Regions from separate parts of the Mus musculus genome. Here regions 1 and 3 are each linked to region 2. Evidence: chromatin loops called from intact Hi-C (ENCODE). Cell type or tissue: heart. All regions are shown on one strand.

Region 1 (8,000 bases), 100 kb after region 2:
ACTGCTGAATCACAGGCTCTAGCCTTTTGTTGACCAGCTAAATTGGGAAGAGGGTTCACATGGCATCATTTGAGTATGTGAGGATCTGCTCTTCAGGAGCAACTGCATCTTGAGGAACCAGTATTTAGCATTAGAATACAAGCAGCATCAGAGCAATCCACTACAGGATGGATTAAATGTGGCCATGGGTGGGCTCTGCTCTCCCCTTTCACCTCTCCTAAGAGATTTGCACCGTGTACCCATGTCTTCCTGAAGGATGGCACCATGTAAGATGATAATATACTGTGCGTTTGCCTCTTATAAATAGTCCCATAGCCTGTCTTTGCCTTCCTTTTCAAAATCCAGTCCTTAACAACTCTCAGAGTTGGAACATTGCGTAGTAAGTAATTTTGTGTAGAAACAAGTTCTGCCATCTCTGAGTTACAGTGGCTTTAGTGTGGTGATGACAGATCTGACTCTTGATTCATCCTTTCAACTCATTGGTCTTCCTGGCAGTGGTAGGCATTGCTTCCAGTGCTGAGTCTGTGCTACCTAGGCAAGTGCTCTACCACTGAGCTTTGTCCCAGCTCTTGCATTTTGGAGACGGACTCTTGGTGCATAGGTCAGACTACCCAGTGCAGCAGGACACCAAGTATGTTGTGACTACTGCAAGTAATGTTTCCTCTAACATTACAACTAAGAAAACTCTGTTGAGATCACTGAAGCTGACTTTTGCTATTGAGAAGATGGTGGATCCATGAGGGTGGGGAACTCTGGGTGACAGGGCTGAAACAGGAGCCCAACTTCCTCCTAGACTTCCCTCAGTTTACCCTACCACATTACAGCTGCCTCTACCTTGCTTAATAGTTTTGCACCTTGTTGAAATTTAATTCCTATTTCCTGGGGATCTACAGCCACCCTATATGAAAAGTTTAGCAATTTATCATGGCAGGGGCTGGGGGGGTAGATTAAATAGGAACATTTTCAGTGCCATCCCAAGAAGGACATACATCCTCTGATGTGAGAAGCATATTGAATAACTCACGAGGAAGTGTTTTCATAAGACAGAAATAGTGAGTGTTTATATAACCACATGGTTTTCACCCAGGCTCTTAATGGTTTAGTGTGGCACAGCTTGAGACTGAGAAGAGGAAGGAGGTAAGGACAGCAGATGGATAAGGGTTGACATCATAGATCTGTTCTTAGGATGGGAGAGTGTTGATGGAGCTAAGATAGGAATCAGATAACCTGATCTGGTGAGCACTTCATCATGAACAAGTTGTGCATACGCTCCTACACTGACAGAGGTGGAGGTGGGAGGGTGGGGTGGGGGAAGGGCACAAAGGAAACCCTGGTTGAGAACCATTTCTGAGGCTCAAAATTCTATCTCAGTAAGTATTCTGCTTTGACTACCATATTGTCTGTAATGAAGTTAATTGGGACCAAGATATTGTATTCCCCAACCTAAAATGGGAACTCAAGCTAGGAACAAGTTTTAGTTGCTCTGCTGGTCATTATTATAAATATAAAACAGATAGAAACACACATACACACACATGCACACACACGCACACACAAATGTTGTATGGAATGAGTAAATTTAACACCAGAAAGGTGCACAAAGCTGCATTCCACACTGCTTAAAATCCTCTTTGGCAAAAGCATTCATAAATATTATTTTATAAAATCAGGAGAGATTTAAGTTATTAACGTCATTCTTAGAATTTAATTCTCTGCCCTTAAAACCATATTTTTAACAACAAACACGTCATTATCAGAGCCCTCTTCCTACTGTGTACACTCATACCTTATTTTGTGTGTACTGATGAATTTGGTCGGAGGCATTTTCACTTCTTGCCAGTTGTTTCCCTTGTTTGAAGAATTTCAGAAGCACACACTATATGGAGATGATCCACAAAGTGCCTAGGAATTTAGCTGGAGAGATGACGCCTCCTTCTGTCAGTTTCATCAGAACCCTCGGCCCTTCTTTGGTCTCTGCAGGCTTTGCTTTGAGAATTGCAGAAGAGGTCCGTGGAAGTTCTACCCTCATCAAGTCACCCCTCATCATAAAGAAGATGCACTTTAGATTTTGAGCAGCTAAGGAGTAAAATGTTCAATTTTTAGGGAACCTGTCCTAACTGAAACACAGCAGACTGGAGCGCTTCGTCTCCTCCACTTCTTCTCTATTTCCTCCACTAAACAAACCAACTCCCACGCTCATTGCTAACATAAATAACACGTCTGTACATTTGGATTTTGTTATAAAGCCAGGTGGTGACAAGCAGAAAAACAATCAGTGGGAAACTCCAAAAAGCAAACTAAGGAGCAAACAAAACTGTCTTAAATTAGGCTTTGTCTTTATCTTGTACAACTAAAAGGTGGGAAATGCAAATCTCTACCAAGGACTGAACATGAGATTTAGGAATTGAAAAAGCCAAGGAAAGTGTACTGTAATCATGAGCCAGAATTTGTGACCTATGAGAAGTCTGAAATGGTCTGACAAAAAGTCAGGAGGGAGGATCTAAATTAAACAACACGCAAGAGAAAGACGAGGACAGATGCTGGGAGAGTCAGCTTTGATGGTACAACACAGAATTTAGTTCGTTCTGCATTTTTTACAAATAGACTTTCAAGGGTGTGCTGGCTTTGTACAAGTATTGGCATAAGCAGGAGAGACAGTTCAGCATAAACTTAATGGACACAGATATGGGAAATATATGGCTTGTACCTTAATGGGTGAGTCTGCATTTCGGATATTTATTTAGCACCACTATTAAAATAGAAATAAAACTGGGATGATCTTTAGTTCTTTGCCCCGGTAGCAACATTAAAGGCTACAGATAAATTGCCACTATGAGAGTCATTCCTTAGTACTTATTACACTCTGCATCCTGAAGAGCTCAACTGAAGTTGTTCTCTATTATCATTCTAAATATATTTTATATTATTTACATTTGCTGCTTTTTGTGGTTCTAGCAAATTAAAAGGAAGAAAACCCAGAGGGAAAGCATTTATCCAAATAAAATTCTCTTGACCATTCAAACAAAATTTACATTGAAAGACAAGATTTTAGCAGGGTGGTGGTGCCTCATGCCTTTAATCCCAGTACTCAGAAGGCATAGGCAGGCAGATTTCTGTGAGTTCGAGGCCAGCCTGATCTACAGAGGGGGCTCTAACATAGTCAGGGCTGGTACACAGAAAAACCCTGTCTCGAGGGAAAAAACAAAATTACGATTTTAGGAAAGTACATATTTGGCTTGTAAGGAGACAGTTAAAACTACACTCCTATTTCCTTTGTCTTGAGATTAGAGTAAGGCAAGAACCAAGTCAGAATTTTGGAATCAAAAAAGGTACTGTACACATCTGAACACATCTGGACACTAGACACATGTGGACATTGGTGTCTATTCCAATGTCTGTTGATTTATACATGAAAATTTTATTGCCTTTTCTTTTCATCTCCTGAAGGAGTTGTTAGTCCATTGCCAATATGTTAACTTGTTATTTTTCAAACATAATATATTTTATTGGTAAACCATGTCTTTTTGTTCGTTGAGAATACAATAATGATTCAAAGAGGAAAACACTTCCATTCAGAGTTCTACAAATTTTTCAAGATTAAAAATTATAATCAAAACTATCATGGCTCAACAAGTAAAGGCACTTACTGCTGCTAAGCCTGACGGCCTGAGTTCAATACTTTGGACCTATGTGGTGGAGAGCAGTCTCCCACAAGTTGTCCTCTGACTTCCAAATCAAATGTTTGCCATGGCATGCACATGAGCACGTATGGTCACACACATACACACAAATGAGTAAATGCAAATTTAAAAACACTGTAGCTGGTGAAGGAATCCTATGCACATAAGACAAGAAAAGACTGTCAGGGTGGCAAATGTTCAGGAGTGAAGAGGTTTCCCAAGAAGAGGCCTAGGAAAAAATCCACCAAGCTCACCTCAGCAAAGCAGGAGAGAAAGGAAGCAGATGATCAAGCTAACAGGAAAGCAAGGGGGGGGTTAAGAGGGAGCAGTAAGACCTGAACACAGGCTGTCTAGATCCAGCAATGCAGTTTTCCATACGATCTTCTGAATTTGGAAGCCAAGGAAGGACACGCCCTCCAGTAGCCGCATGTGCAGGCTGAGTGAAGGCGGCCATAAAGGATAATCTTTCTCATTAGTAAATTGGACTGTGTGTTCACATCTGTCCATTCCCTTAACGTTCTCATAAAGGATGTGTTTTTCTCAGATATGAAGTGATAGAAATAAAATATCCTAGACAAGATTCATAAAAGCACGTGGTGCACAGAACACAGGCAAAGTGGTTTATTCAGACGGGCTTCCCGCCTCCACACCCTCCAGCTTCATTATGACAGTGTTTAGTGCCAGAGACCACAGCAAGTCTGGGTGGATCTGTGCCGTCTGGGGTCTTGGATCTGCTCATCAGAGCAGTCACATACTTCTTTGGGGTGGGGGGTGAATGTTCGCCTAGCTCCACCTCTCTCCCTGGGCCAACTGCAAGGATAGCTATGCCGTTGTCTGTTAGTGAGACAGAGCATGTTCTCACTGCTTTTCCTTGAAGGGCTGAAATTTCTGAATACTTTCAGTGGGACACATGCCTTGCCTACCTTGAGGACAGTAAGTGGACTCTGGCAGTGGCAACTACTGGTTTGCAAACTGAAGTAGCTCTCTCATGGAGTGGGAACTCCTGCTTACAAGCTGCTGTTTATAGTTCACAAGTATGAAGCTGCACTATTTTTGGAAGCTGTCTTGGCAGTGCATGCTTTATCTGTGTGTCATGGATCCCACATCCCATGAGCTGGAAGAAGCAGAGAGATATGCCTGAGAAAAGTATGGTCAAAGAGGCTGATAGCAGAGCATTGTATTTGAGAGCTGCCAGATCAGCAGGTGGGACCCTGACCTCCCCTTCTTCATACTGTCAGTCTAATTTAACAGTGCCCCTCTGTAGGTCAGGGCAGTTAGCCCTCCCCGCAAGCTCAGCTGACCTCTGGCGAGAGGACTACTCTTCTCCCTAGTCATGTCTTCTCAGGCTGCCTGACTACACAATACCAGAGATGGGTGGCTTGTTTTCTATAACAGAACCCAATGACCCATAAAGCTCATAAGGACCTTGAGCTAGGCAGTTTTGTTTTGCACTGATAACTTCCTGAGTCCACCTCAACAGGGAGACTTCACAGAGAGCTTTATGTGTGAGTACTTCCTACATAGAAGTCAGATACTTTAATTTTCTGGTGTGTGTGTGTGTGTGTGTGTGTGTGTGTGTGTGTGTGTGTGTGTGTGCACCTCTGTGGTTGTCAGTTGCTAAGAGTCAGGTTGCTCTGTAGAAAGTCTTGTGCACCTGTCCAGGATAGAAGATTCGGTGTTTCCCAGTGTGTCTGGAAAGGAGGATTCTGAGTGGATGCCCATTGCGATGAGATGGTTTCCTGCAAGTGAGGAAGTATGTGTAGCTTCACTGCCTCTGTGTCTCACATTCTGGAACATTCTCACTGCCCCGTTACCCCAGTTCAAACTCCCTCTCCAAGGTATTTCCCCACTGATGTCTTTATTGATGCCCTTTTGCTCCTGGTTTGTGCCCACAATGAGCATTTGCTACCTGGCGTCAAGTAGCCTGACTCTGGGACTCCCCAGCCACTTCTTAATATGGTTTTGCCCCTCAGGTATTTCTGGGGTAACTTTAACATCCATGAATTCTTCCCTCATCGACCTTCTGAACTAGCAGACACAGTGGTTGTCTCTGTGGAAGTCCAGGTGCAGCTGTGAAGTAGAAGAGCTAGGGTGTTTTAAGCATTCCTGATCATCAAGTTTTCTTTCCACTGTGGTACATAATACTACAGTTCCTCTTAACTGGGAGAAATTAAGTATTGGTAAGGAGATTCAGACTGATGGAGAAATGATTCCATTTTGTTAGGTCCCTGCAAAAACAGGGAGCAACTTTGAATAGTAAGTGCTCCTTTTTGCCACTCTGCTGAGCCTCACAAAGGGATCACCTGCCTTTTGCCAGGTGGAACCTTTCCTTATCTTTTCATTGGTGAGATTTCCTTACTCTCAGAACTGTTGACCTTGATCTCTTTTAAGTGTGGTTTTGTCCTGTGTCCAGCTACCACAATAAGGTCACCCTTTGATATTACCCTCTGGCTTCAGATCATTAGGGCTGGTTCAATAGGCAATGCTGTCTCTCTCTCTCTCTCTCTCTCTCTCTCTCTCTCTCTCTCTGTGTGTGTGTGTGTGTGTGTGTGTGTGTGTGTGTGTGTGTGTGTGTGTGTGTGTCTGACTGTCAATATGTTTTCATAAATAAGCCTTCTAGTCAGTATCACCCTCGCCATGGTCCTGTGTTCTTTGCTGTCTGTCGTGCACTTAATGGCTTGGGGCTCTAGCATCCACTCCTGTCAAAGCCCTGTCCTTTGTCTAGCAGACAACCGTCACTCCTAGTGTGGGGAGATGCAGCTGCAGCTTTCAGTCTGGACCCCTTGTGAATCCTGCAGGGAGCTCAGCAGAGAGCATGGCAGCCAGAGCAGGGAGTGGGTGTGGCTTCAGGATTTGCCAGGGCTCTTGAATTTCCTCTTGGCTCCAGCCTTTCCAGGTGTTTCTTTTAGAGGGGTAGGAAGCATGTGTGTGTGTGTGCCTTGCTGTGGTTATGAGGCCTTGGGGAAGCTGAGACGGAGTAGGTAATTATTTGAAAGTTGACACTGGTAGTGGCTATTTTTAGGCCTAACAAGGCAACTCATAACTGTTATGCCAGCAGTATCCACACATATAACCTTGGTTTATGCCAAAGTGGACCAGGCCCATGGTCCTTCCTGGGCAGGGTTTATGATATGTGTCTGCCTTTCTTAGAATTCTCTACCCAAGAGCATGTTTGTGGCTGAATACTGGCTGCTGCACTGGAAGTATCTCCTTTTGAGGGGAAAGGAATCAAGGAGATGGTTCTCCATCTCAGCACTGAGGAATACGGGCTGAGTGTCTCTGAAGTCAGCTCTTATCCCAATCCAAGTAGACCTTAGGAAATCATAATCTTAATTTCCCATCCACATAGACAGTCCATGTCTAAAGCTGGGGAAACGAGGGGACTTCACTGTGGTTGGGGAGATCTCGAAGGCTGTACCTACTCCTGTGAGATTTTTTTTCCAGAAATATACGCCACTAACACCCTTGACTGTGGCCAGAGTAATGACAGCTTAAATGCAGTCTTTGTCATGTTCAGTTCAAAGGTACTTCATGGATACGATGAAGTTAGAACTTGAGATGATCCTGTAATTATAAGAACTCCTATAAAAGAGAGACAAGAAGTTCAGAGAGAGTGCGAGAATGAAATAGGAAAAAGGAAATGGGTCACAGTGATGTGGCTCCAAGCTGAAGCACATAAGCCACGTCTGGGAGCTGGATAGCTAGGAAAACAACCTCCGTCAGAGCTTCACAGAGAAGCACTGTCCTGCCTGCCCCTTGGTTGGCACTGCTGGTTTCGTAGTCTGAACTTCTGATGCAGTAAGATAATAGTTTGTGGGTTTACGTGATGCTTTCATGTATGGCGCCCCCTGGGCTGTATCATTCTGTGGGCCTCGTCTTCTCACAGGAGCAAGAGCAATACGGCCCAGTAAGACCACCCTGTGGGGGGATGGGAGGGCTGGAGAGATGGTTCGCTTTTCTCACAGAGGATCAGGGTCTAGTTCTCAGCACCAGGTGGCTTACTACACCCTACACCAATTCCTCATACTTGCCACCTTCACACAGTGCCAGAGGGATCCCTCTTGCACTAGATATGCACATAATAAGTAATAGATTTAGTCACTTTTCATAAACAACACTTCAACCCAGCATGGTGGCACACACCTTTAGTCCCAGCACTCAGGAGGCAGAGGCAGGTGAATCTCTGTAAGTTCAAGTCAACCTGGTCACATAGTGAATTCCAGGACCACCAAGAATACATAGAGAGACCCTGTATCAAGCAAACAAACATGCCTTCACTTCTTGTGGCTCCTGAACATACCCACCCCAAAGGAAGTCTAA
Region 2 (8,000 bases):
GAAGTTGTTTGGAAAGTTTCCGGTAAGAGCAAAGAAGCCCAGATGAAACCTCAACAGTTTATCAAGGGCTGTAACAGAAAGAGGTCAATTGATAAGCCAGAGTAGTGAAACAAAATAGCTATTTTAGCGGGTCTACTGTTCTGAAATTTGAGAATTTGATAAAAACACAAAGGAGGAAGACATAGATAGTATTAGTATAGTGTTATGCTCAAAAGAATGCTTCTGGGGCCTTCCATTTGTATCCAATGTGCTTGTATCAGGAATCAGAGAAATTGCTGGACTGTGAGCATTCTTACACTCCCATCTGCAGAATACATGGTCTCAGAGCAGCAAAGCAGCCCACCCTTGGTGGCAAGACACCTAGGAAAGCCATCATTTTCCCTAAGAGAGAAAATGAGGTAGGCCTGATGGCCTGAAAACAAGAACAGAGAATTAGGCAGAGGCAAAGGAAGTGAAGTTATAAATCAGAGTAAAATTAAGAAACTGGGAAATATCAGAGACAAGAGCCTATGGAGCAATTGCATTGTCCTTAAAACCATAGCCCCAGCCGAGTTCTGGAGAGAAAGTCCTTCTCCCAGGTATGCCAGGCTTTTTACCTCAGGGAAGCTACTCTACTTCTTTTAGTTAATGCTGCTGTAAAGCTGGAGTGAGGAACTAAGCACCAAGCAAGGCAGTCTATATATGAGCTTAGAATAGCACCTGTCTTATGGTCCAGTCCTCAGAAACCTCAGCTCCTTGTTAGTATGTAACACTTAATACTTACAAACGCCTACTCTAAGCCAGGCACTGTGGCAGATGCTTGGACCCGAAGTACTAGTAGGAAACCCAGCTGGTTCTTCTGAGATTATCATCACTAAATGTGTGAAATGGAATCAATCTAACTTGAACACTCCTGTTTTTTTTTCTATCTAAACCTAGAATTATTATTCTCACTGTGTTATTCTGATATGTATGTTTTTAGATCTGACAAACCAACATTCAGCATTCATTTGGATTACTACATCTGATAGTAAAATCTTTGATCATATCAAAGTCCTCTGAGCATCCAGAAGAGCACAGCCGCATAAAAGAGAGAGGTGACCATCCCCTGAGAGGGCAACTTAGGATGGTCTGACTTTCAAAGGTTTTGCTTTAGGCAAGTATTATGTTTTCGGTATCCCAACAATGCTCTGTGGTATTGGATGGCTTTTTCCCCTTCCATAGCCTCACTGAATATGTTTTGAAAGATTTCTTTTGTTTTCAGGCAGATCAAGTTATCTAAGAGTTTATTATAATAAAAGATACATGCTAATGAATGATCATCAATGTTGTTAGGTGGGACTGATCGATCAAGATAAATTTTTTTGAAGTAAGACAAAAGAAACCCAGACGTCGAAACTTCTATACATATGACCTCTATTAAATTATTAAGGTATGTACGTAAAGCCATAGTAAATTGTATTTGTAAATGACATAACTCACTTTGTAAAATGTCTAAGGTCAGAGTCTCTTTGAGCATGTTGGATACAATGGTGGTGAGACTCAGTATGGTTGCCAAGGTGGAGAGTGTCTACAGAAAATCCACTTGGCTGGTGCTCAGAGAACCGAGTACCCTCCACTCCTCAGTGTGGCTGCTCTTTGCTTCTGACTCAGACCCAAACCTCCTGAAAATCTGCTACCTCCACCAAGGAGTCCTCCAGAAACTTGGACTGGTAGAGAGTCCTCCTGTTGGGACTCATCACTGTTACTATTTTTAAGAATTTCTTAAAGAGCCCCCTTTACTTTGGTGCTTCATGAAGCCAACCTTAAAAACACAATTTGGCAATCTTATTAGTGTGACAATAACAAAAATTCTTCACATGCTCTGATCTAATCTTCCATAACCTAATAATGTGGCAAGCTGCACCAAACTGCCATCTTGGTGACTCTGGTGACCTAAAACCGAATACATCTAAAGCGGTTGATTCTTAAACCCAAAGTGCCCCTTGCAATCTTGGTCATCTTACAAAATGACAACTCTAGTTTGTAAATAAGTGAATCTGTTGGGTTTTTTTTTCCTTTCCTGTACCCTGCTACTTGAATGACAATTCTGAGACTAATTATTTGCTAATAAATGCCTAGGCCATAAGCCATGACTCACTCCCTAACTAGCTCATAACTTATTTAATCCATTCACACTATTCTGTTTTCCTCATGATTAGTTACCTCTCCTTCAGTCCCAGGCTGCTTCTTCCTTATCTTCTTTCTTAGCATCTCTCTGGAATCTCTCTTTATTCTCTCCCTGTTTTCCAGAATCCTCTCTCTTCCTGCCAATGTCCCACTTTCCACTTCCTGCCTCAGCTCATTGGCCATAAGCCTTTATTTATTGACAGGTGATGCATCTAAGAGATTCTCTACACCAGTTGCTTCCTGACTTCTGTATTTTCCTTACCACCCTCACCAAAGCATCAGAGAACAGTGCCTACCCCACCTCCAGAGCCCCCACGAGCCAGTCACTCCACTCCACCTCCAGAGCCCCCCACGAGCCAGTCACTCCACTCCACCTCCAGAGCCCCCCATGAGCCAGTCACTCCTTAGCATGCTCTGCCATTTCCTCAGCATGCGTTTCTCTTGGCTTTCCCCCCAGATTATTTTTGCAGCTCCTTAAGTGCCCTCCTTGCTTCTATCCTTCCTCCAGTACTGTCAGAATAAAACTTTGATGTTCTCATATAACACCACATTTTTCTGTCCAGACATCTCCCAGGAATCTTCCTCTCACCCAGATTAAACTGCAAGGCCACTTAGAATCTTCCCACCATTAATCCCATCTCATTCTTTCCATCGCTCATCTCTCTCCACCCCTGATGAGCTCACTATGGCTTCTGAACACATCAAACACCAACCTGTCTGATCTATTGTACCTACAACTCCTTCCTATTACCAACAACTGGTCCCCTAATAATCATTCAAGTCCTTCGTCCTTTGAGGATTATATTTAGACATAGGATATATCCAGAATCCATCTTCTGTTTTGTGATGTCCAGACCTAGGATGTGTATATTGTGACAAAAACTGCTGGGCTTCTCAGTGCTTCTCGAGAGGCACAGGAAAGAGAACCAGGTGGAAGATATAATGTAAATCATTAAGCACTACCATATTTGTGTATGTATAAATAAGTAGACATTTTATATTACTGGTTTCTGAAACTACAGAAACCATTAATGAGGAAGTGTAACAACCAACCAGATATCTAATTGTTAAAGAATTCTGCTATTAGAACACGACTCTAGGAAACTGTTCTCCACTGGTTTCTTTTAATCTCTGTCACAACTGGAAAACACAGCTTAAAATGGTAACGAACACACACACACACACACACACACACACACACACACACACATACCACCTACTGACGCTGTGAATCCTCTAAGGCAGGGCTATTAGAGTGGGAATGGAGGCAAAATGTCTCAATCTTAAAGTATGAGGAGAGGTCCATTTTCTAAGAAAACTAACGCCATGCCATGAGCTGGCTTCCAGAGCAGAGGAAAAGAAGTCACTTTTACCCACACCACAGACTGGTCCTTAGACCAGCAGAGTGTGCATCACCAAGGACCCCACCCCTGACTTAATAAATGTGAAATTCTCCTGAATTCATGCTGATCAGTCCTGGTTTAAAACTGGAATTCTGACAGCCACTGTCCTAAATATTCAGGTCTGGGGGGGCGGGGGGGAGGGGCCTCATGACCAATCAGTGCTGGGATAAATACCAGAGAACTCTCTGCACATCTTCCAGCAAACGGAAATGCTGTTCCAGAGAGGTTCCTACACTTTGCTGTATTTAAGACTCCCTCAATTAATTGTTCCCAATTCAAAGGCCTGAAGGTCCTTTTTACCTTTTGCCCGCAACTGTCGAAGCCTGAATTTGAGGCCCAGCAGAGGTCGCTGACGCCCAGGAAGAGAGACAGAGTGAGCGTTGCAAGGGGAGCCCAGGAGCTTTGACATCATACTAAGCTCCTCCTTGCACGCGCACATCACACACACACACACACACACACACACACACACACACACACACACACACACACACACACACACAAATACAGACACACACAAAACGCTGTATCCCTCTCCTCACGCTCTCCCCCATCCCATCTGCCCCGTACCTCCCCCTCCCTCGGCAAGTGAGTGTCCCGGGCGTAGCCACCTAGTCTGGCCAGAAGCGCAGCGCCTACTGCCCATGGGAACCCACGCATAACAGGAGCGACCTCCGCGTCTGCAGCGGGACCGATAGTCCCAGCACCGAGGATCTCCAGCACCCCACCCCCGCCCCGCTCGGCCGCGACAAGCAGAGCCGCCACCCCTTCCAAACCCGAGGACCCCGCCACCTCTATGAGAGAAGGCGACACGGGGCAAAGGAACAGGACGCCTGGCAGCCGGACTCCCCCGCAAGTGCGCGGCGCCCGCTCCGCGACCGCGCCGCGATCACCCGGGAAGCCCGATGCCAGCGCCGCGCTTCGGCTGAGAGGGGACAGGGCGGGTTTCTCCCGCTCGTCCCGGATCCGGTCTCCGCAGCGTCTGCGCGTCCCAGCCGGAGCTCCGCCGGCCAGGGAGTGAGTCGCAGCGACAGGAGAACCAGAGTGGCTGCCCGGGGTTGGCCGGGGCAGGGAAAGGAGGGACGGAGCGGGGGGAGGGCGCAGGGGGCGGGGAGGGGACCCCGGAGGAGAGAGATGACAATGTCTCTCATCCAAGCGTGCCGCAGTCTGGCTCTCTCAACATGGCTGCTTTCCTTTTGTTTCGTGCATCTGCTCTGCCTGGACTTCACCGTGGCGGAGAAGGAGGAATGGTACACCGCCTTCGTGAACATCACCTATTTGGAGCCCGAGCCCGGGGCCGCGGTGGCGGGCAGCGGTGGCGGCGCGGAGCTGCACACGGAGAAGAGCGAGTGCGGGCGATACGGGGAGCACTCGCCCAAGCAGGACGCGCGCGGCGAGGTGGTCATGGCCAGCTCGGCCCAAGACCGCCTGGCTTGCGACCCCAACACCAAGTTCGCCGCGCCGGCCCACGGCAAGCACTGGATAGCCCTCATCCCCAAGGGCAACTGCACGTACAGGGATAAGATCCGGAACGCGTTCCTGCAGAACGCCTCCGCTGTGGTCATCTTTAACGTGGGCTCCAACACAAACGAGACCATCACCATGCCCCACGCAGGTGAGCAACCCGGGGGGTGCCTGGCGGACGTGGGGGAGGGGAGCCCGAGAAGCGTCTAGGGAGATCTAGCACCGCCTCCGGGGCACCTCTGGCTGAGAAGTCCGTGCAGCACCAGAGACCAGTCTCTTATGTATGAACCTATTAAGTTTTGTTGTGCGTCGCTTGGGGGACAGGTTACAAGCATGAGAGGTTTCAGTATGTTGGGGGAGTATCGGAGAGTCTGGTTCGGGAGAGGGTTCAAGCTGTGGAGTGTCTTCTCCCAGGAGAATTTGGAAAGTGAGATTTGGGAAACAGGGCTGAGATATTGTTCTTGTTAGTGACCCGTTTCAGCACCTGTTTGGAACCGGAAGTTCTAATAACTTGTCTCTGCGCTTCGTTGTGTGTATCAGATATACATACCTGGTGCAAGTGTTTGTGTATCAAGAGGCAGGTCAACTTACCTGTCTGCAGCTGACCATCGGCAAACTGCTCTCCCAAGTCAGGTTTCAGCCCTTCTCAGGAGCCCTTCCCCTTGCTGGGACCATAAGTAAATAATATTCAAAGCTCTGCCAGGTTGTCATCTAGAGAGATGGACTGACGGGGAGCATGGGTGAAACATTGCAATGCCCAACAAGCCAAGAATAGCCACAACGTTAGAATTACTTTCTACTGCTGTGTTGTCTTCTGCCTGCATCTGGTTTCGAGATGCACTCAAGAAAGACCTTTGTCAGTGACCACAGGGGCCAGACTAAAAATAAGCATGATTGCCCCAATTCAACACAGTCTATAAACAGTGTTTTCGTGAGAGAAGTAACAGAAGCAACAAGACTATGTTATTCATATTTATTAGCACAGGCCACTGGTTATAGGAAACTGCCTTCTTTGAGCGCAAGCTCATGCAGAGGCACCTGAGAGGTGGGTCCTTTTTTCCCTCACAGCATTTCCTGCAAGCAGGATGTGGGAGAAATGACTGGAGTGTCGTTCTGGGCAGAGTCATCCAATCAGAACAATTGTTGCAATTAAAGCCCAAGCTTCTAATAAGCAAAGAACTGGGATGGAACATGCAGATTGGCTGTACGTGCAGACATATTTTCTATAGAGACAGATCTCTCTTTCAAGAGTTCATAGCATCTATTCGTGAAATATACAATTAGTTTGCCCAGAGTAACCAACACCAGCTGTTGTAGTCAAGGGCATTTGTTAACTTTCTGGAAAACAGGTTGGGAGGCAAAATGAAAAATGAGCCAGAAAACAGCATGGTTTTCATGAGGAGAAACCGTTACCTTCTTAGAAAACTTCTGACCCTGCACGTTAGAGACATTTGCTGTATTTCCTTGAGCACAATCACTCTCCCAGGGAGAGACCTGCACTCTGACCTTGAGTCATAGGGCCCCTGCTTAAACTTGATCTCCAAGGATATTTGCACTATGGAAGAGTATCCAAGTCATGTAAGGCATCTTTCAATTAACATTTAATATGGAAAATATAGATTCAGGGAGTGGGAAGCAGGGCATGCAGGAGTTATTCTGGGATCTGTAAACACCAAGGTTCCATAGTGAAATTTAAGGGTTCCATAAATGTTTTTCTGTGTGTGAGCGTGGAATCTTAAGCTGAGCTTCTCTGTGCACAGCACAATAGTTATCGTTTGTCCCTGTCTAAGAAACCGCTTTCAGAACAGCAGACACACTGGATCAATTAATGGCTCACCAGTCTTGAAGAAAACTATAATTTGATTTTCTACACAAAGGATGCTTAAGGCATACTAAGAAGGAAAGGGTTGGTGATAGTCTAAAAGTTAATGTAATATTTCTCCATGCCAAAATAAAATAAAAGTTGTGTCTGCTGTTATTTTTGATCTCCCTGTTATGCCTTGGACACATTCCCACATTAGTCAGAGGGGGAGACTTCTACAGGACTGTGATTCGTGTGACCAAGGTGAGCATATGAGTTTCACTGTCAATCAATGTCCTACACTTTCTTCTAGGGCCTGAAGGCTCAACTTTCTCCTCATTAAATATGAGTCAGACCTGGGAATTCACTTAGGAAACCATATACAGGCTAGATGTTGATGGAATATGGTTATTTAGTGAGCTCAGATTGCAGGGCACCAGGGGACATGGTTGTGGCCTTTTTAATCCAGTCCCTGAGTTTAGAGGAAAATCAAAAGCTAATATTTGCCATACTTCTCCATCAATGCCCTGATTTGAGGAGACAACAGCTTGGGGGAGAGAAGGCTTGGGTTTAGAATTTTGGAGCCTACATATAGTGTTTATCATCTGCTGTGATAGAGCCCTAATTACCAGACAGAAACAAATTCAACTAAATAAATTATTTCTTCCATCCTTCTCTCTTCTTTCTCTCTCTCTCTCTCTCTCTCTCTCTCTCTCTCTCTCTCTCTCTCTCTCTCTCTCTCTCTCCCCTCTCTTCTACCACTCCCTCTCTCTCCCCTCTCTCCCATCCCTTTTCTTTTTCCTTTCTTTTTTCTTCTTTTTTTTTGTTTTGTTTTGTTTTGTTTTGTTTTGTTTAGAGACAGGGTTTCTCTGTGTAGCCCTGGCTGTCCTGGAACTCACTCTGTAGACCAGGCTGGCCTCAAACTCAGAAATCTGCCTGCCTCTGCCTCCTGAGTGCTGGGATTAAAGGCATACGCCACCACTGCCCAGCTTCCCACCCCTTTTCTGTTCCCCCTCTCTCTTCCCCCTCCCTATCGCCCTTTCTCTTCATCCCTCTCTCTCCTGTGTGCCTTCTTTCAGTTTCTTCTTTTTCTGAATCCATGGTTTTGAAAATCTTCCATAACTGCTTCCTCCCTCTCTTCCTCCCTCCCTCCCTCCTTTCCTCCCTCCCTCCCTCCGTTCCTC
Region 3 (8,000 bases), 190 kb after region 2:
GCCCTCTTCAAATAAATCAGTAAGTGAGCAACCATAACCCCGCTGCTGAACGCATGCTGATTGCTGTTTTCACCAGCTCCGTGATGCTGTCTGACACTTTGGACTCAGTGCTTCATGCTTGGGGTTCAGTGTAGAGGGCCATGGGTGTGGCTCCAAGTTCAATCCCTGGAACAACAAGCAAAAGCAAGCAGATGGGACGATACTGCTGTAAGGCTCAAACAAACAGTCAAATGGAGACCTTGGTATCAAACTAAACTCTCTGTCCTTACATCTGCACAAGCCAGAGAATTGCAGAAAATAAAGAGCTAGTAGCAGCTAACAAATCCATAGCAACAGGCCCCAGCCAGCACTCTTTGAAGCCTATTTCATACAGTTGTTCCCAGCAGTCTTGTGAGGTAAATATTATCTTTCTTTCATTGATTCAAATGTAGAGATCCTGAGAGATGGATGGAATTGACCAGTGTTCATACTCTAGTGACAGGTGTATCTGGAATTCAAAACAAGCCACTGGCTCCTTACATACAGTCAGATGATATATAGGGTGGAGTCAGGGAATGCACCCTGGCTGGCTCACTTCCCATGTAGTATAGTTATTCACCTCTTGCCTCTTCAAGCATCCTAGAAGTTCCACACTTCGCTCAGCTGCATCGGCACTGTCATTCCTACCTCCCTTCCCCTAGGCAAACAGAGCTGATGGCTGTGCTAGGTCCCGCCAGGACCTAGCGGGAAAATGTACGCAGATTGCCACCAAAGATGTCATCAAAGGATCATCTTCAGCTCCCAGAAAAGGGGGAGAAAGTAAACAAAGCATTTACAAAGTCATGAAGTGCCTGGCTTGCAACTGGGGAAGGGGAGTCTCCGTTATCTGTTCTCAGTGCTCCTGATGGCCTAGTTGTTGTCATCTTGCCACAGCAGTCCACACCACGTTCTTTCTCCTTTGACCTCATTTTTAAGTCCTGTGGGTGGGAGTTCAGATGTCCCTTGCTACACTCTACCTGCAGGCCTGATCGTGCCAAAACCTTTGCCTCTTGCTCCCAAGCGCTGGTTGCCGATGTTGGGTTTGCTTTCACTGAGGGAAAAGGTGTCCTAGGAACAAAGGGAAACACAGCTAAACAGTCATCCCCATGTGTTTGGGGACTCCGGAGAGGAGCTAGAGAATGGCGCTGAGGGAGACGACTGTACCTTCCCAAATCCCTCGCGCTCCGGTTGGCATCGCCCCAGGAAATTCTGAAACCTTCCCTTTAATTTTCAAAGGGTTGTTGACTCCACAGTCTGCTTCCTTCCTTCCTTCCCCTTTGAAGCACTCCAAAGGCCTGTGATAATGCTGAGCTTCAGAAGGCTGCCTAAGGACTGTGATCCACTTGCCAGCCTGCTGCAGCCCGCCTCAGCCAGTCCAGGGGGAGAAGGACAGAGACAGGCAGAAGTGTGCGATCTCAGATGCCCAGCACAGTCTGAAAAGCACTTGGCCTGACCAGAAGTGATGCCTTTCAGGCCTTGGAGAAGCAATATGTGTGAGTGGGTGCGGAGACTAACAGAACTTAGCCAACTAAAGTATAAGGTGAAATGGGTTTCCTTTGCTAACTTCCCTTCAACCTTGGTCCACACAGGACCTGTGACAACTTCAGGATGTATTTTTATTTCTGTTTTACTGACCAGTAAAATGTATGGCTTGAGTAGACCACCCCAGTCCACCACTGCCCCTGGGTGAGTATTCCAGCAGACCCAAACATGGACTATTTCCTAACTTGACAATTAAGAGACTCAAAGCCAAATTAAAAGAAAAACTTTGTTTCCTTCTGTGCCCTTTCCATTCCAACTCCTGTACCCCACAATCAATCTGTGTTGATTGCTCTCTAGCGTTGGTCTCTGAATCCTGTGCACACCAGAGTCAGTTGGTAACCAGTGTTTCTTGCGGCCTCTCGTCCTTTCAGGAGTTCCTCTGAGACAGAGTATCAATGCAGGTGCACACATGCCACAGTGTGCGGACATCAGATGTGTGTGGGCTCCCTTTACATTCCTTGAGGCAGGTCTCACAGTGAGCTGCTGCTTTGTGTGACAGGCTAGCTGTCCTGTGAGCTTCAGGAGTTCTATGTCTCCAACTCCAGCTTTCTGTAGGAGCATCAGGATTAAAAAGGTGAGCTACCAAGTCCAGCTTTTTACATGGGCTCAACCTCAGGTCCTCACTGTACACAGCAAGTGTTTGACCCACTGAAGTATCTCCCCAGCCCTTTTCTCCTGCTTCCTTGCTACCAACATCTTTTTGGGAGAAACTAAGACAGGAATAGTCTCACAAAAGAAATGCCTGGGTGTGTTAATACTCTCTGTGGGCTGCATATTTAACCGATGTCTCCTCATTTAAAAAGTCAGTCATTAGATGGAGAATAGACTTACACACATGCCTGCCCCCCCATGTGTATTATGTGCACAAGCACGTGTGTGCCATTCATACTTTCCAAACTGCGTTCACAAGAGGGAAATTATTGCTGACCATAGGAACTGCAGTATTTAAAGTGGCTGTAACACATGAGCTCTAGCTATTGTCACAGGGACCAGCCTGGATCCTCCAGAGACACATGCCTCAAACTAATTATAGAGAAAACTTCCACAGACTTTTTTCGGAGTAAATGTTTCTCTCTGAAATGACTCCCTGTCTCTGATCCAGGGAAAAACTCAACAGACAGCTCTCTAGAGACTCTTCACACTGAAAAGTGTCTTTTTTTGTTTTTTGTTGTTGGTTCCTAGTGACATTCACTTCTGTTTTTGAAGTCCCATGATTTTTTTTAATGACCACTTGATGAACTACTTGTAATTATCATCACTGGAAATGGCCCGAGGCCTGCTCTGACCTCAATTGAACATAAACACAAGAGTCGGGGTTGTAATACGGACTTTCCCAGGGAGCCTGACCTTGAACTCTGGGCATCTAGTCACTTAGAGAGTGCTGGTATGAACATCCATCACATTATAGTTCAGATAGGCAACTCTACTTCACTGCTTTTGAAAAGTAGCCTTTCAGGCTCTGTGTGAGTATAAGATATACTCATGTGCTCAGAAGTAAAGGCACGGAAAATTAAGCAAGCCACTTGTACAACGGGGTTGCCGGTGTGAGTGGCTCTAGCCGCTTTCTCTCTGGCACTAAAACCAGAAATGTCAGAGTAGCTATCCTCCACTACAGAAATCACCCCATGGCTTGATTTCCCTCTGTGTCCATAAGATACACATTTTCTGGGGCCAAGACGAGCACTTTAATTTGTGTGCATGTTCCACTGTGGCACACAAAAGAATCAATCAGCTCGCCTCAGATGAGGGACCCCACGACCAGCCCCTCTCCAGGAAACCGGCAAGCCACAGTGGAGTACTTTTATACAAAGTGAAGTGTCTGCAGCTGGAGACTCCGCTCCAGACAAGTCTCCAAGTGTCCATGTGTCAGGTCCCTAGAGCAGCATCAGCCCTCAGCTCTCCAGCTCAGGGGCAGTCTCAGCAGAGGCACAGCTGTGGTGGAGAGCAGAGAGCCTTGCGGCCAGCAAATGCCTAAATCATCAAGTGCACCCAGATGGAGGCCCCCAGTCCTCAATCCACGGGGCTTTCCACAACAACATTCCTCCTCAATGAAAAACACTTGCCAATCTCGGAAAGTCTACTCAGGGCCAGACTCCCAGGATTTTCCAGTCTTGTGTGTCTGCTGTCTCTGCCCGGGAAAATTAACAATCCACAGATTCACAAACAGTCCGAGAGAAAATTAATTCATTTCAACCGCAGATTGCCACTTGAAGTGCTGTGCCTAGATCTTACACAAGATCCATCTAGAAGAAATCTGTCCTCCGGAGAGATTGCACAGACAGATTAATCCCTTTTGTTGCTGGGATTTTTTTTTCTTTTGTCTCAGATGCTCTGAGCTTCTCACAGACAGTACCATCTCTAATTTGGTTAATTCCTCATGATGCTGCCTCATGGTTCAGCAGCTGTTACCAGAGCAAGCTGGGGACAGGGCCAAGGAGCAGAGTTGTACTTTTACAAAACTGTTACCCTGAGCAGGAAGTCAGCAGCCCTGTTGGGGCTGGCTGGAAAACATACAGGCAGGTCCATGCCTCCTGGGTGTCCCAACAGCACCAGATATACACATTATAACAGGCATGCATGCACACACACACACCACACACACACACACACACACACACACACACACACACACACACACACACCACATTCCTGTTTGCACTTCAGTTGTCAAATCATGCCAAAGTTCTGTCAGTTGGAGAGTGAGAAAAAGGCAGCGTCAGCTGAGGAGGCTTTTGGTTGAAGTGACGATCAGGTAAGGATCGGCTCTAACAGTTCAGAGGCTGGGGGTCCAGTAAGTCACAGAATTACAGAGGGAAAAGTCAACAAATGGCGACACTCCAGGAGCTACTTATGGTAACAGATACCAAGGGAAGACTGTTAGCCCCAGGCAGGAAATTGAGCCTTATTCCTAGTTTGGTCTCTGGTAATTGCTGTGATCTTAGGCAAGTCATGTACCCTCTTTTCTCCTGGGCAATTACACCAACAGATGGTCCCTGAGAACATTTGCAGGCCTGTAGCTCTGTTTATAGGCAGCATCCACATCTCAGAAGGACTTTGATCCTCACTTGCCATCTCAAGAGTACATATTGAATGTATGGGTAGATGGATGGGTGGAAGAATAGGTAGATAATGAATGGATGATAGATATAGATGACTGATGGATGGGTGATATGTGGGTGGATGGATGGATGGATACAGTAGATTTGTTGTTGTTTTTTGTTTGTTTTTAAGGCATTATTTCTCTTTGTGTATCCCTGGCTGTCCTGCAACTTGCTCTATAGACCAGGATGGCCTTGAACTCATAGAGATCTTCTTGCCTCTGCTCTCAACTGCTAAAATTAAAGGCTTGTGCCACCACTACCTCGATATAGTGAATTTAAGGTAACCAACAGTAGTAATTGAAAATGAGGGAGATTGTATTATGGCACATACAATGTTATTTTGCCTGCTAGTCAAAAATTAAATATATCTTCCAGGGGCACTCAAGCTGGAGCACATATCCCTATAATTCCTATGCAATGACACTGTGACCCTGTTTCTCATGAGACAGAGGTATACAATGATAAACTAGTCCTAAGTCATAAGCAAGGAGGAGGATGACTAATGCCTTGTGAAAATGGACTGGTGATTTATTATTTATAGTCATTGACGTGGTGCATACTACACAGTAGAGATGGGAGTAAGAGCGGTGGGGAGAGGTGAAGGAGCAGAGGCAGCAGCAGGGGAGTTGCCCTGGAGAAAGGCTCCTAACTGCACATTAATTTCCGCAAGAACCTTAGAAATGTCATGAGACCAAATGCTCAGCACCTACTTCATGAAGCTCTTTGGTCTTGTTTTGGATTGTCAGGGTGATTCTTAATGCTTTATATTACTCCAGAAATTAATACAGGATGTAAAGATGGCCCACCAAGGGAGAAATTTGCCATTGTGTTAACTTCACATCTTTTGATGTTTTTGTTGTTGTTTGCACGTGTGTGCACATGTGTGTCCATGGGGTGTGTGTCCATGTGCATGTGTGTGCATGCATGTGTTTGTGTGTGTGGTGCATGCACACATGTGTGTGGATATGGAGGATGCCAGATGTCCTACTCTATCAATCTTTGACTTGACTTCTTCCCTTGATAAAGGGTCTCTCACTGAGCCTGGAGGTAGGCTGGGAGCCACCAAGCACCAGTCATCCTCCTGTCCCCACCTCTCGAAGACCTGGGGTTAGAGGCAGGAGCAGGGCCACACCCAGGTTTTTATGTGGGGTTAAAGGTCAGGTCCTTATGATTACATATCAAGCACTCACTGAGCCATCTCCCCCATCCCTGAAATTTCTTGATAGACTATTCATGTTTCCCCAAGGCCTAATAGCTGTTAAGCTAGATTCTAAACCTTTTGCTTGTAGCATTGAGAACTGATATCACCCCGTCCTTCTCAGAATTGTATTTGCTCTAGAGAGACCAGCAGGCATGCTTATAGTGGCTTATCTTTTCACTAATTGATCATGAACAACTACGGAGACATTAACTACAGTCCTTAAGAGCATGAGGTCATTTAAAATACCGCCTTCCTCGTAGCATCACCTGCAGTGAAACCTCTCAGGTCATCAGAGTTATCATTGCTCAGCCCACCAATCAATCAGCAACCCATTAGAGTCAGTTCCTAGGTTATCCAAAGGCCTGCTCCATGCAGAGCTCTCTCTGCGTGACTTGAGTAGCCCAGATCTGAAAGGCTTGGGAGCCACATGTTGTGGATTTCCATTTTTTTTAATTCAGATTTTGGAAGACTGTTTGCATATACATAAAATGGTATCTTTGGAAACGGACCCATATCTAACCATGAAATACCTTCATGGTTTTTATATGTTGTGCTCCCACAGAGCCTAGTCCAATGTGTTCAGTGTGCCTGCTTATGGATTGTCAGATGTGGAAGTCTCCACCTATGGCATTATGCAAGCACTGAGAAAAATGCAGATGTCTTGCATTTCATATTTGGGGCAGAATGATGTTCAGACATATTTAATAGATAGGCGTTCAACCTGTAACCTCAGGTGGTTATTTGAGCACACTAACCTAGGACAGCTGATTTATGGATTCACCAGGCAGTTCAAATCTGCCAGGTTTTGTTCTTTGCTGTAATTAAAAAAAAAAAAGTTAAAAACTCCCATTGATATACATCTCCAAATTTAGAGCAAACAAGTTCACACAGACACATAGAAGAAACAAAACAACCTCTAAAAATATCTAATTCATTGGTGGTCCTTACTAAAATTTATGCCTCCCTTTGGGATGAAAGAATTGCAAGAAACACTTCTAGAGAAAAGAAAATAGATCGCGCTCTAATGATTTAACCAAACTCTCCTCCCCATATCTATGCAGGGCCCACGTGTGATTTCATCAGTTGGAATACCTGCTCTCTAGTCTAGCCATGTCTGGGACTGTTGGGATGAGTAGAGACAGACTTCCATACTCCAAAAGCTTCCCTTAGAGTATACACCAGTATTCAAAGTGAAAGTCAATCCCAATGCCCTATGTCTATATATGCCCTTGCACACACTGATGCACACATGTACAAATGGCCATCCAGAGACGGCCCCACCTAGAGATCCATACCATATATAGTTGCCAAACCTGGAAGCTATTTCAGATGCCAGGAAGTGATGCTGACATGAGCCTTGATATGGCTGTCTCCTGAGAGGCTCTGCCAGAGCCTGACAAATACAGAGGCGTATGCTCTCAGCCAACCATTGGACTGGTCCCAAATGGAGTAGTTGGAGAAGGGACTAAAGGAGCTGAAGGGGTTTGCAGCTACATGTGGGGAGCAACAGTGTCAGCCAGCCAGACCACCATTACCCCACCCCCGTCAGACCCCCCAGAGCTCCCGGGGACTGGACCACCAACCAAAGAGTACACATGGAGGGACCCTTGATTTCGGCTGCATATGTGGCAGAGGGTGGCCTTATTGGACATCAGTGGGAGGAGCCACCCTTGGGTCTGAGGGGATGCGATGCCCCAGTATGGGAATGCCAGGGCAGGAAGGCAGGAGTGGGTGGGTGGGAGGGGGAGAACTATCATAGAGGCAGGGGAAAAGAGGATGGGATAGAGGGTTTCCAGAGGGGAGACCTGGAAAGGGGATAACATTTGACATGTAAATAAAGAAAATATCCAAGAAAAGGGGAAAAAAAACAAGAAAAAAATGTGCACACAAACCACACCAAATGTCCACATATATGCACACTCACACACGTGCATGTATGGTTTTGCTTATCCAAATTCTCTTACTGCAGCTCTGATGAGAGCCAACATTTAAATACCGCAGGGTTTGCAAATGAACCTGAATTCTGACCTTGGCAATCTGGATGTGCATTCTTTCCTCCTGGCAACAGCTGATCCCCGCAGTCATGGCAGCTCTCATGAGACGAGCCATGTCTTCTGCAGTTGCCTGTGGATTTGCAA

What was found. A loop is a pair of places that touch in the nucleus more often than their neighbours do. Peaks named below come from ENCODE experiments on the same cell type or tissue, not always from the same donor. Only the 100,000 strongest peaks of a DNase experiment are listed, where the experiment ranks them.
Region 1: a loop joins it to region 2, with 5 times the contacts of the local background. A loop is called at or near these places in 10 of 42 quality-filtered maps.
Region 3: a loop joins it to region 2, with 7 times the contacts of the local background. A loop is called at or near these places in 5 of 42 quality-filtered maps.

Annotation. Positions count from the first base shown.
Region 1 is chr8:82,963,627-82,971,626 of GRCm38, forward strand. All of the region lies in intron 1 of Rnf150 (ring finger protein 150), which reads left to right. Among named protein-coding and RNA genes, the nearest start is that of Rnf150, 100 kb to the left of the region's middle. In heart, no CTCF peak of the experiment used is centred here; a DNase peak (open chromatin) is centred at 4,745; H3K27ac peaks cover 2,405 bases.
Region 2 is chr8:82,859,325-82,867,324 of GRCm38, forward strand. Rnf150 (ring finger protein 150) reads left to right here and starts at 4,032. Exons shown (of 7, transcript NM_177378.4): 1 at 4,032-5,166. The coding sequence starts at 4,686. In heart, a CTCF peak has its summit at 3,861 (motif pointing right); DNase peaks (open chromatin) are centred at 3,927, 4,277, 4,387 and 5,177; H3K4me3 peaks cover 2,353 bases; H3K27ac peaks cover 1,383 bases; H3K27me3 peaks cover 354 bases.
Region 3 is chr8:83,045,823-83,053,822 of GRCm38, forward strand. The region is part of intron 6 of Rnf150 (ring finger protein 150); the gene reads left to right. Among named protein-coding and RNA genes, the nearest start is that of Tbc1d9, 120 kb to the right of the region's middle. In heart, no CTCF peak of the experiment used is centred here; DNase peaks (open chromatin) are centred at 1,299, 3,499 and 4,009.